Regions from separate parts of the Homo sapiens genome. Here regions 2, 3 and 4 are each linked to region 1. Evidence: chromatin contacts called from ENCODE Hi-C or POLR2A ChIA-PET data. All regions are on one chromosome and are shown on one strand. The core of a region is the stretch at or near the end of the contact, and the rest is flanking DNA. Distances in the headings are between cores, read along the strand shown.

Region 1 (2,700 bases), core at 171-2,670:
GGTAGTCATTTGTCTTTTTTTTTTTTTTTTTTTTTTTTTTTTTGATATGGAGTTTTGCTGTTTTGCCCAGGCTGGAGTGGAGTGGCGCGATCCTCGCTCACTGCAACCTCCGCCTTCCGGTTTCAAGCGATTCTCCGGCCTCAGCCTTCCGAGTAGCCGGGATTTACAGGCACCCGCCACCACCCCTGGCTAATTTTTGTATTTTTAGTAAAGACGGGGTTTCACCATGTTGGCCAGGTTGGTCTCTATCTCTTAACCTCAGGTGATCCACGCACCTCAACCTCCCAAAGTGTTGGGATTACAGGCGTGAGCCACCGCGCCCAACCAGGGTATTCATTCTTACCCAAGACATTCTACAGGGCTGACAGGGGTAAAGCTTCCGGTTTGAGATGGAGACTGAAGGGACCATGATTGTGTAACCACATCCCAAATTGGGAGGAGAGAAGTGTCATGAATTCCTAGAACTGACGGGATTTCAGGAAACCTCAAGAGTGACAGCATCGGAAAATGCAAGAGGTTTTAAAAAAAAAAGAGTGGAAGTTTTGGACAAATAAATGTGAGTTGTGTCTTATACAATCAACAAGTAACTGGTTTGGGAAACTCAATATCCCTAAATAAGGGAGCAGACCACCCCTCATATTGTCTTATGCCCAATTTCTGCCTCAAAGAAAATGTAGGAGTTAAAAGAAAGACAGAAGTGAAATCAGTAGTCAGACAGCCCGGCGATGCATTCCAGGCCTGGTAATTAAAGATCGACCCCTCCTGACCTAACCGGTTATATTATCTATAGATTCCAGACATTGTATGGAAAAGCATTGTGAAAATCCCTGTCCTGTTCTGTTCCGTTCTGATTACCGGTGCACCGGTAATCAGTCACGTACCCCCTGCTTGCTCAATCAATCACGACCCTCTCACGCGGACCCCCTTAGAGTTGTAAGCTCTTAAAAGGGACAGGAATTGCTCACTCGGGGAGCTCCGTTTTTGAGAAGTGAGTCAGCTGACGCTCCCGGCCGAATAAAGCTCCTTCCTTCTTTAACCCGGTGTCTGAGGAGTTTTGTCTGCGGCTTGTCCTGCTAGGTAATAATGGTAAAGGCTGAACATTTCTCATGCTTACCCTGCCTTCATACTTAATAAGGTTGTTGAAAAAAATGAATGAGAGAATGCATTTTAAATGCTCCGTACAGTACTAGTACACAATAAGTGCTCAATACATGCTAGCTGTTATTATTAAAACATTAATTAATAACAGTAGTAACAACAGCCACTGACTTTAAGACACGTTGATCAGTGTTGCCGAAACCGTACATCCGAAGTTGCTCTTCGGCCGCGTTTCGCTGCCCATTGCATTCAGGGGCTTGTAGTCCGGAAGTGAGAGGCTGATTTCTCAGCGCGCAGGCGCAGTGGCGCGGATTCCCGGAAGAACCCGCAGCAGCTCCCAGGATGAACTGGTTGCAGTGGCTGCTGCTGCTGCGGGGGCGCTGAGAGGACACGAGCTCTATGCCTTTCCGGCTGCTCATCCCGCTCGGCCTCCTGTGCGCGCTGCTGCCTCAGCACCATGGTGCGCCAGGTCCCGACGGCTCCGCGCCAGATCCCGCCCACTACAGGTGAACTGTGACCCGCCCTTTCGCAGTTGGGGAATGGGAAGCGTGAACCCGGTCCTTTCCCTTTCCGTCCATCCCAGACCCCGACTTGCTCCGACACAGCCGCTAGGTCCCAGGGAGAAATCAGCTAGTGATTCCCACTTTCCGCCCTGTATCTTGTTCTTCCCCCGCTTGTTTTTGTGTTCTTGCCCCATGCCTGATTTCTCGTCCCCCACCCAGGGAGCGAGTCAAGGCCATGTTCTACCACGCCTACGACAGCTACCTGGAGAATGCCTTTCCCTTCGATGAGCTGCGACCTCTCACCTGTGACGGGCACGACACCTGGGGCAGGTAGTGCGAGCGGAGGGGCAAGGGGCGGCCAGGGTCTGACTCTCTGGGCCTCGGCGGGCGGGTCAGCTGGGGCTGGTGGCTTCATGGTCTCCTCACCGGCACCAGAAAGCTCCCAGCTGAGCTAGAGCCGCGCTCCCCGCAATTCTTACTATCACCTCCAGGATCCACTTAGCCTCTCGCAGTGAAAAAAAAAGTCCTGGATTAGCCGGGTGGGCTGGATCGCTGAGCTCAGCCCCAGCAGTAACAGGCATCAGCTGTGGGGACATAGGCAATTTCTGGAGTAACGAGATACCGTGGAAGGGCTCCAAGAATTAGAAAACCCACCCCTTTCATTATGTAGGTGGGCATTCAGATCCAGGAAGGAGTGTGACACTCCTAAAACTTAAGTCTTTGTAGTTGGTGTGCCCCGTGCCTGAAATACACTCCCCATTTTCCTCCCATCACTGGCTGCTGCTTGTCATTCAGATCTCAGCTCAGTATCTTAATACCCCTACGAGTTAGGTGCCATTATCCCTGTTTTACACACGAATGTGCTAAGGTCGGGAGAAATTAAACTCAAAACTTGTGATGGTTTTTATTTTTTTAAGTTGAAACAAAGTAAATACAAATGGCAAATTCAAGTGGTAAAAGATTATATACAATAAATATCTCCCATACCCTAGAATTCCAACTATTAACTTTCCTTTGTATCTGTCCAGAAATATTCTTGGTTTATACCATTATATATATAGATGTGTGTATGTGTATCTTTTTAAAATGAACTTCTTAA
Region 2 (2,711 bases), core at 189-2,688, 520 kb before region 1:
GATTACAGGCGTAAGCCACCACGCCCAGCCAGAGAATAGCTTTTTCTATAATAAAATAATACTATAGTGAAGCCGTGGAGGGGTCACGATGGATTTAATTTTTTTTTTTTTTTTGAGACGGAATCTTGCTCTGTCGCCTAGGCTGGAGTGCTATGGCGTTATCTTGGCTCACTGTAACCGCCACCTCCCGGATTCAGGCGATTCTCCTGCCTCAGCCACCCTGGTAGCTGGGACCACAGGCGCCAGCCAGCACGCCCAGCTAATGTTTGTATTTTTAGTAGAGACGAGGTTTCGCCATGTTGGCCATGCTGGTCTTGAACCCCTGACCTCAGGTAATCCGCCCGCCTCGGCTTCCCAAAATGCTGGGATTACAGGCGTGAGCCACTGCGCCCTGCCCTAGATTAAAACTCTTTTTTTGTTTTTTTTTCTGAGACGAAGTTTCGCTTTTGTCATCCAGGGTGGAGTGCAATGGCGCCATCTGGGCTCACTGCAACCTCCACCTCCCGGGTTCAAGCGATTCTCCTGCCTCAGCCTCCCAAGTAGCTGGGACCACAAGCACCGCCACCACACCCAGCTAGTTTTTGTATTTTTAGTAGAGGCTGGGTTTTGCCTTGTTGGCCAGACCGGTCTCGAACTCCTGACCTCATGATCCGCCCTTCTCGGACTCCCAAAGTGCTGGGATTATAGGCGTGAGCCACCGCGCTCGGCCTGTATAAACTTTTTTTTTTTTTTTTTTTTTTTTTGAGATGGAGTCTTGCTCTTTCGCCCAGGCCGGAGTGCAGTGGCGCAATCTCGGCTCACTGCAAGCTCCGCCTCCCAGGTTCACGCTATTCTCCTGCCTCAGCCTCCCGAGTAGCTGGGACTACAGGTGCCCGCCACCACGCCCGGCTAATTTTTTGTATTTTTTAGAAGAGACGGGGTTTCACCGTGTTAGCCAGGATGGTCTCGATCTCCCGACCTCGTGATCCGCCCGCCTCGGCCTCCCAAAGTGCTGGGATTACAGGCGTGAGCCACCGCGCCCGGCCCCCGGCCTGTATAAACTCTTAAATGGGAAAAAAGAATCAGGTTTTGGCTGTTTTGTCAGGATATAATAACTAGCCACCACGTTGTGGTCCATTTAATCCTCAAAAAACTTAGAGGTAAGCACAATTCGCTCCTTCCGCGGAAACTGGAAGACGTGAAGCAATTTGCACAGTCTTGCAGTGAAGGGCCAAGCTAGACACTCATACCCAGCCCACCCGCCAGGGCCACTAGCCCAAGGTCGGTCCTGTGCGCCAACAGTCGCAAGCAGGGACTGAATATCCCCCTCTTAGCACAAAACCCAGTAACTTCCGGGAGATCGCCCGAGACCGTCAGCGCGCTTGCGCGGCCCCTTGACGTCAACCACGCCGTTCCTCCCCCTTCTGGAACGCGGAGCCGCTGAGCGGGCCGACGGCCATTTTGTGAAGCGGCGAAGGAGGTGGTGGCTGCGTTGGGCTCCGGGAAGCCGTTCGGGCTGGGGCTGTCGGCCGCGGGGCGGAGGCACTCGCGCGGGGGGTAATTCGGGGTCTGGGTTCTGGTGCCGCGCAGCTTTCCCCGGTAAGACTCCCGCAGCCCCTGAACGGGTGGGGCTGTGCGGGGCTCGTGGTGCCCCTTGGTGGCCCGGGGCGGGGCCTTCGGAGGCCTTCGAGCCCGCGGCAACTAGCGCCCCACACAAAGGGTCGAGGCAGGGCTGCAGGGGGAGTGGGATGCCACTTAGGCCTCTGAGATCTGAGAGGATGCAAGGAGGACGCAAGAGGATGAGCCTGCGTACCGAAGTGGGGACGAGGCCATAGCGAGGACTCCCCCGTGGTCTGAGAGGGGGCAGGCCAGAGCTGGCTGGCTCAGCGGCCTGCGAGCTAACGGGGACTGCAGTAAAAACACGCCTACATCCCGAGTACGGAGGATTTCTTGTCTCCCCCAGTGAAGCAGAGGTTATAACTACATCTCTGTGCCTGGAGGTGGGGAGATAATCGTAGTGAGGACACTCCTTCAACCCGAAATGGAAAGGAGGCCTTTGTGGCCTACCAGCAAAAGGGGACCCAGGTCACACCTGTGGGGAGGAAGCTGTAGTCGGTACACTCCTGTGAGTTCAGAAAGGAAGTGTCACAACCGGCCGCCTTCGTGGCCTGAAGGTGGAGGGGTTTGCAGTGAAATGCCTCCGAGGTCCATTGCTGGGGAGGGGCTTTACTCGAGGGTGTAGCAGTTTTGAGAAGCCGGCGTCTGAAGCTAGGAGGTGAGGGGGTGGGGTGAGTACGCCTCCTGAGGCTCTGAGAATTGTAGTAAGATGCCAGGCCTTTGGTCCCCCAGTAGGGAAGGGGCTGCTGTGAGCAGCACATTTACGGCTCCCTCGGGAGAGGATCCTGTGGCATTTCAGGAGGACGAGATCCAGTGGGCTGCGGAGGGTGGGTGCTTTTGATGGAGAGTTAATTGAGTTTCTCTGAAGCTTGGCTGCATTAGTTTGCAGCCACGTGAATTGGGTGGTGGGAGGGACTTTGAGGATCTACAGGTTAGTGACGGGGTTGGACGCCAGTGCAGCAGGCTTAGCTGCTAGGTTGTAAACGTACGGGCTTTTTGTGTGCCTCCAACGTGTGCTTTATAGTGACAAATCTGAGGGGCTCTTGTGAGGGTTACTCAGTATTAAGTGCTAAACATTTACTCATCTGCGTGGTGTCATGCTGAGAATTGCAGAC
Region 3 (2,700 bases), core at 197-2,696, 620 kb before region 1:
GCACAGAGAAAAGTGCCGTGCTGAACAAAGATACGCACTCGCCAGAGGAAGAGGAAATGGGTGCACTGACCAGACTGGGGAAAGCACCTCAAGGGGAGTGTGGCTCCAAAAAGGGAAGGAAACTGAGGAATGAAAATGTCTTGGATGACAGAAAAGCTAAACAGGGTAGGAAGGCATGCTCAAAACCACAGACCACTCGCCACCTGGAAATGAGAGGACTCACAAAAAGGTGTGCCCCCCAAATTTAAGAAGCATCTGGAAAGTGGCTGCACTCTGAGAGTTGTATAACTAAAAGGGGTTCACCTCGTACATTTGGGGGGCACAAGAAACAAATATACTCCCAGATATGAAAATGAGTCTCCTTCAGGAAATAAGGTAGTTTGATTTGGGGAACACGTGAAAAGTGTGTAACCCCAATAATACAGTCTCGGGAGAAGGCAGTGAATTCCCTTATTTGTGAAACTGGAAATAAGTACCCATAAACTTCAAAATTTGGACATTGTTTTCGGCCCAACCTCAGGTTTGAAGGGCTGAGGAAAGGAAGTGGCCCCTAAATGTAAGAAATTCCAGAAGGCATGCTGTCAGATTTGGGACCTGGAAAAGGGGAATTCTTCCTTGGAGTAGAGGGGATACAAGAAAGTATCCCAAAACTTTAGCTAATGGACCCCAGATCTGAGGACCCGATAACAGGGTGAACCTCTAAATTGGAACGGAAATGCAGAATCAAATTGGAGGCCCGAAAAAAGGAATGTGCTCCCACTTTGGGGGCTGACGGAAGAGGGTACGCCCTAAATTTGGGGGGGGGAGGGCTTTTAGAAATTTAGATAAAATTCCAGAGCTAGAGCTTAAGAAAGGGGGTGTGCCGCCCAGTTTTCAAAACTATAGAGAAAAGGGACACTCCCATATTTGGGGTCTTGAGAAAGGAATGTGCTCCCCAGAATAGGATAAAAAAAGCCAATTTTAAAAAACATATTCCCAAAGCGCAAGGCAATAGCAGAGGCTGCTGATGAGGCTCTAGGTGCCCACACAGCTCAGGCTCGGGCCCTAGGGCTTACCCGCACCCCCAACACGGCCCGCTCCGCGCCCCGGGCCCGCACCCCACGGCCCAGCCCCCTCGGGCGGCGCTGATTGGCGGCAGCCGCCGCCACTCTTGCGGGTAGCCCCGGGGATTGGGCACCGCTCGCACGCCCGCCACGCTCTCAGCAGCAGTCCCAGGGCCTCCCTCCAGGCTGGGCGAGCGGGGCCAGGCGGGGAGCGGGGCCGGGCAGGGGACCGAAGCAGCGGTGGCGTCCGTCGCCGTCCCCGCCCGCACGGCGCGCGCGCAGCGCGGGCCCGGCCCAACCCGGCCCGGCCGGCCGGCTTCGCCTGGCCGCGAGCTCACCTCACGGCCCCACTCCGGCTGCGCCGCTCCAGGACCAACCGACAGAAGGACTCTGCGTGCTCTGCACCACGTGACCCCCGGGACGCGCCCAGCGTATGCCCCGCCCCCCACACACACGCATCATCGCCACCACCGAGTGACGTAAGGTCCCAGCTGCCCCGCCCCCTGCCCCGTCTGCCCGATCACTGTGGCAACGGCCTGCGCAGGCCACGCCCACTACCCTGACGCGCGGGAAACAGGCCCGCGCCCTAGCAGGAACACGAAGTCCCCACTCACTCGTAATCACTGAGATCACCGAAGCCGGGGAATGGACGCTATCCATCACCCGTTAATTTTGCCACCTAAATGCGTCTCAAAGCTTCCCATTTCTCCATCGAAGCGACCACCATCTCTCTCCAAGATGAAGATGGTTTCCACCCTATTACTCTTCGCCGTTCTAATCCATTCTTCGTACACCGGCAGAGAGGTCTTTTCAAAACGCCATCCCCTGCTCAAAGCTCGTTTCCCTCCCTACTCCGGATTAAGATCTAACTCTTCACCTAGACTATCTACCAGGCTCTTCAAAGTCTGGACCTGACCTGCTGCTTTCTTATCCTCACGAATCCAGCTCCCCCACATTCTCAGTGTCCTTCAACTCCGCTAACAATCCAGGTTCTTCTCATCTCAGAGCCTTTGCACTCATTTCTCCCCCACTTTATCATTAACTCCTAGAAAGGTTTCCAATTGCTGCTAAGGATAAGGAGCTGTATTTTCTCTGGGGACGAAGGTCGGAGTTGAAGCCACCCCAAAAGAATATGAGACCAGGAGCAGTGGCTCACGCCTGTAATCCCAACACTATGAGAGGCTGAGGTGGGTAGATCACTTGAGCTCAGGAGTTCGAGACCAGCCTGGGCAACATAGCTAGACCCCCGTCTCTCCAAGAAATACAACAATTAGCCAGGCGTGAACGTGCGCACCTGTGGTCCCAGCTCAACCTTCTGAGTAGCTGGGACTGCAGGCCCATGCCACCATGCCTAGCTAATTTTTTTTTTTTTTTGAGACACGGTCTCACTGTGTCACCCAGGCTGGAGTGCAGTGGCGCAGTCTCGGCTCCTCATAACCTCCACCTCCTAGGCCCAAGCAATTCTCCCACCTCAGTCTCCCAGATAGCTGGAACCACAGGTGTGCACCTGGCTAATTTTTGCATTTTTTTGTAGAGACGCAGTTTCACGATGTTGCCCAGGCTGGTCTTGAATTCCTGGGCTCAAGCAGTCCACCCACCTCAGCCTCCCAGAGTGCTGGAATTAACACCGTACTTGGCCACTTTTTTTTTTTTTTTT
Region 4 (2,700 bases), core at 193-2,692, 590 kb before region 1:
CCTCTAAGATAAATCCTAACCTGTGTGTAAAGTTAACCTGAGAGGCAAAACCACTTAACATCTATATTTGCTCTAAATAATTTTGTTTAGCAGAAACAGAAGTTAGCTGTTTTGAAGATCAAATATTTACCAGGCGTTTTACAGACATTATATCATTTAATCTTCACTATAGCCCTTCTGAGCCTTCATTCATTAATTTACTGAGGGTCCACTTGGGCAGACATGCCCTGCTAACCTCTAAAAATTCAGTACTGAGCATTACCTGCCTTCCTCAGTCTCAAGTAGCTTAGACTAGCTACTAAGTACGTCCTCTTTTAAATCAGGAAATGAAAGATCCCCTCTGAGAGGTTAATTTGCTTGTCCAAGGTCACACAGTGTTGCAGCAGCTAGTTACACTAATCAAGGCGTCTCATTTCCAATCTTTTCTGCCCTCAATCATTAGACTGTTAAGATTAGAGGGTAAGATTTTTGCTTTGAAGACTTCTTTCCAGTTTTTTTTCCCAGCATCTAGGAGGAAACCTCACACAGTACTGACCAAAGAACAAATGGCTAATTCATACTCTAATTACCTGGCATCTAGAAGACTTCAGGGGAGAGGAGCCAGGTCCCAGGGGGAAGGGGGCCTTTTTTTTTTTGTTGGGGGGGTGTCTTATTTTTTCACCAAATCGTCCAGTAATATTCAGGAAGGGGAACATTTTTGAAGGAACGGTAGCAACCCTGACACAAGAGCTGATTAAATTCGGGGCACAAAACTGATCCCATGCCAAGGGAAGCAAGAGTTTATTTTTTCCACCTTTTTTTTGCTTTTCTCCACTATTTCCAAGGTTGTTTCAAAGCTCGACAGTGGAGGCCGCGCCATTGGCTCCAAATGACAGGGAAATCTATTTTTATTATCTCCCCCTCTCCCCCTACCCCTAAAGATCTCTTCTTCTGGCCTTCTGATACACTTTTCCACTTCCTCTCCACCCTCAGCGGATAATCTGAATATGGCCGTTTTATCCTATCGCCATAAGGACTAGGTTGCCTTATGGCGACCTTGACAGCCATCTGTGTGGGAGGCCGGAGCGGGGGCGATCGGCTGTGCCGGAGGAATCTTCAGATGGCCGTGAGGAGGCGCCACGAGGGGGAGGTGACCGCTGAGCTCCACTCAGCGAAGAGCTCTCTGAAAGATTGACAGGCAGCCTACCAACTGTCTTTGCCCTAGAGACCCGCTCTGTCTCGCGAGATTTGGGTGCTTACGCGGAGGGGGAGTGAAAGGCGCCTCACTGAATGGGGGATGGGAATATCTGTGGCGCAATCATTGCGCGAGATTGGGCTACGGTCGCCGGAGCCATACTTAGGTCTCGCGATACTTCGGCCGCTCAAATTTGGAGCTTGGGGCAGCTTCTCGCGAGAGCCCGTGCTGAGGGCTCTGTGAGGCCCCGTGTGTTTGTGTGTGTGTATGTGTGCTGGTGAATGTGAGTACAGGGAAGCAGCGGCCGCCATTTCAGGGAGCTTGTCGACGCTGTCGCAGGGGTGGATCCTGAGCTGCCGAAGCCGCCGTCCTGCTCTCCCGCGTGGGCTTCTCTAATTCCATTGTTTTTTTTAGATTCTCTCGGGCCTAGCCGTCCTTGGAACCCGATATTCGGGCTGGGCGGTTCCGCGGCCTGGGCCTAGGGGCTTAACAGTAGCAACAGAAGCGGCGGCGGCGGCAGCAGCAGCAGCAGCAGCAGCAATCTCTTCCCGAACACGAGCACCACAGGCGCCCGAAGGCCGGAACAGGTACGGGGCGTTGCGGACCCGCGTATTATCTCAGCTTTCTCGAGGTTTGGCTCCATTTTGGGCTGAGGGGCGCTTTTGGAGGTCTTTAGCGACCGGGGTGGGGGGTGGTTTTCGAGAAATCGGCCCTGTTTCAGTGACCGCGCCCTTATTTTCCAGTCGGGTATAGTCTGGATTCTTGGGGCGGTAGGGACCCCCGAGAGGCCGCGGTAGAATGGTGACCTGTCTCCTTCGAGGCCTGGGCCGGCCGCGACCTCCCAACATGGCGCCAGTTGAACGCTGCCTTGGCTCATAACCCCTCCCAATGGAGGGAGTTTCTCTTTGCCCCTAAAATGGCAGCGCGGGTTTTTGCCCGGAAAGAGGCGCTCTCGTTCGGGTCTCCCAGTTTCTGTTTTTGGAGTTGACAGCAGAGTTTTAAATATTGGATATTGAAGTCTTCATTTTCGTGTGTTTCGTGTAAGAGGCGTTTTGGATTTACTTACGTAAGCCAAACCTGGTTAAAGTGCATGTCACTTTAGTCATTAATTGTAGGGCTTTTGGAGGTTTTTCTTAAGTTTTCGAGTGTGTCGGCTGAGAAGAAAAATTCAGTCGATTTGAAAAACGTTTACCAGGCCGGGCGCGGTGGCTCACGCCTGTAATCCCAGCAGTTTGGGAGGCAGAGGCAGGCGGATCACTTGAGGTTAGGAGTTCGAGACCAACCTCATCAACATGGTGAAACCCCGTCTCTACCAAAAATACAAAAATTAGCCGGGCGTGGTGGCAGGCGCCTGTGATCCCAGCTATTCGGGAGGTGAGGTGGTAGGATCGCTGGAACCTGGGAGGCGGAGCTTGCAGTGAGCCGAGATCGCGCTACTGCACTTCAGCCTGGGCAACTAGAGCGAAACTCCGTCTCAAAAAAAAAAAAAAAAAAAAAGAAAAATGTTTACTCACGGAATCGTCTTG

Evidence for each region. Hi-C counts contacts between places; a loop is a spot of excess contacts on that map. ChIA-PET counts read pairs that join two places held with the same protein, here RNA polymerase II (POLR2A). Pooled maps may share reads with other maps.
Region 2: a loop to region 1 is called in a pooled map, with 9 times the contacts of the local background. The contact joins the promoter of CPNE1 here to the promoter of EDEM2 in region 1. A Hi-C loop is called at or near these places in 7 of 50 pooled maps. POLR2A ChIA-PET finds 5 or more read pairs at or near these places in 2 of 52 experiments (CD4-positive, alpha-beta T cell and CD4-positive, alpha-beta memory T cell).
Region 3: a loop to region 1 is called in a pooled map, with 11 times the contacts of the local background. The contact joins the promoter of PHF20 here to the promoter of EDEM2 in region 1. A Hi-C loop is called at or near these places in 1 of 37 single-sample maps with no recorded cell type and 6 of 50 pooled maps. POLR2A ChIA-PET finds 5 or more read pairs at or near these places in 1 of 52 experiments (activated CD4-positive, alpha-beta T cell).
Region 4: a map with no recorded cell type shows a loop between it and region 1 (16-fold over the local background). The contact joins the promoter of RBM39 here to the promoter of EDEM2 in region 1. A Hi-C loop is called at or near these places in 2 of 37 single-sample maps with no recorded cell type and 7 of 50 pooled maps. POLR2A ChIA-PET finds 5 or more read pairs at or near these places in 3 of 52 experiments (AG04449, activated CD4-positive, alpha-beta memory T cell and naive thymus-derived CD8-positive, alpha-beta T cell).

The regions. Positions count from the first base shown.
Region 1 is chr20:35,146,056-35,148,755 of GRCh38, reverse strand. It overlaps EDEM2 (ER degradation enhancing alpha-mannosidase like protein 2), which reads left to right and starts at 1,420. Exons shown (of 11, transcript NM_018217.3): 1 at 1,420-1,604; 2 at 1,821-1,931. The coding sequence starts at 1,498. It overlaps MMP24-AS1-EDEM2 (MMP24-AS1-EDEM2 readthrough), which reads left to right. Exons shown (of 15, transcript NM_001355008.2): 6 at 1,821-1,931. The coding sequence starts at 1,837. RefSeq lists enhancers at 1,257-1,386, 1,635-2,238.
Region 2 is chr20:35,663,627-35,666,337 of GRCh38, reverse strand. CPNE1 (copine 1) reads left to right here and starts at 1,438. Exons shown (of 16, transcript NM_152925.3): 1 at 1,438-1,578. It overlaps RBM12 (RNA binding motif protein 12), which reads left to right and starts at 1,438. Exons shown (of 3, transcript NM_006047.6): 1 at 1,438-1,578. RefSeq lists enhancers at 1,470-1,519, 1,101-1,605, 1,790-1,899, 2,220-2,269, 2,110-2,615 and 1 more and a silencer at 1,577-1,871.
Region 3 is chr20:35,770,761-35,773,460 of GRCh38, reverse strand. PHF20 (PHD finger protein 20) reads right to left here and starts at 1,446. Exons shown (of 18, transcript NM_016436.5): 1 at 1,382-1,446. RefSeq lists a silencer at 999-1,378.
Region 4 is chr20:35,741,002-35,743,701 of GRCh38, reverse strand. It overlaps RBM39 (RNA binding motif protein 39), which reads left to right and starts at 1,442. Exons shown (of 17, transcript NM_184234.3): 1 at 1,442-1,761. RefSeq lists enhancers at 1,003-1,102, 1,273-1,492, 854-1,539, 1,553-1,702 and a silencer at 1,963-2,062.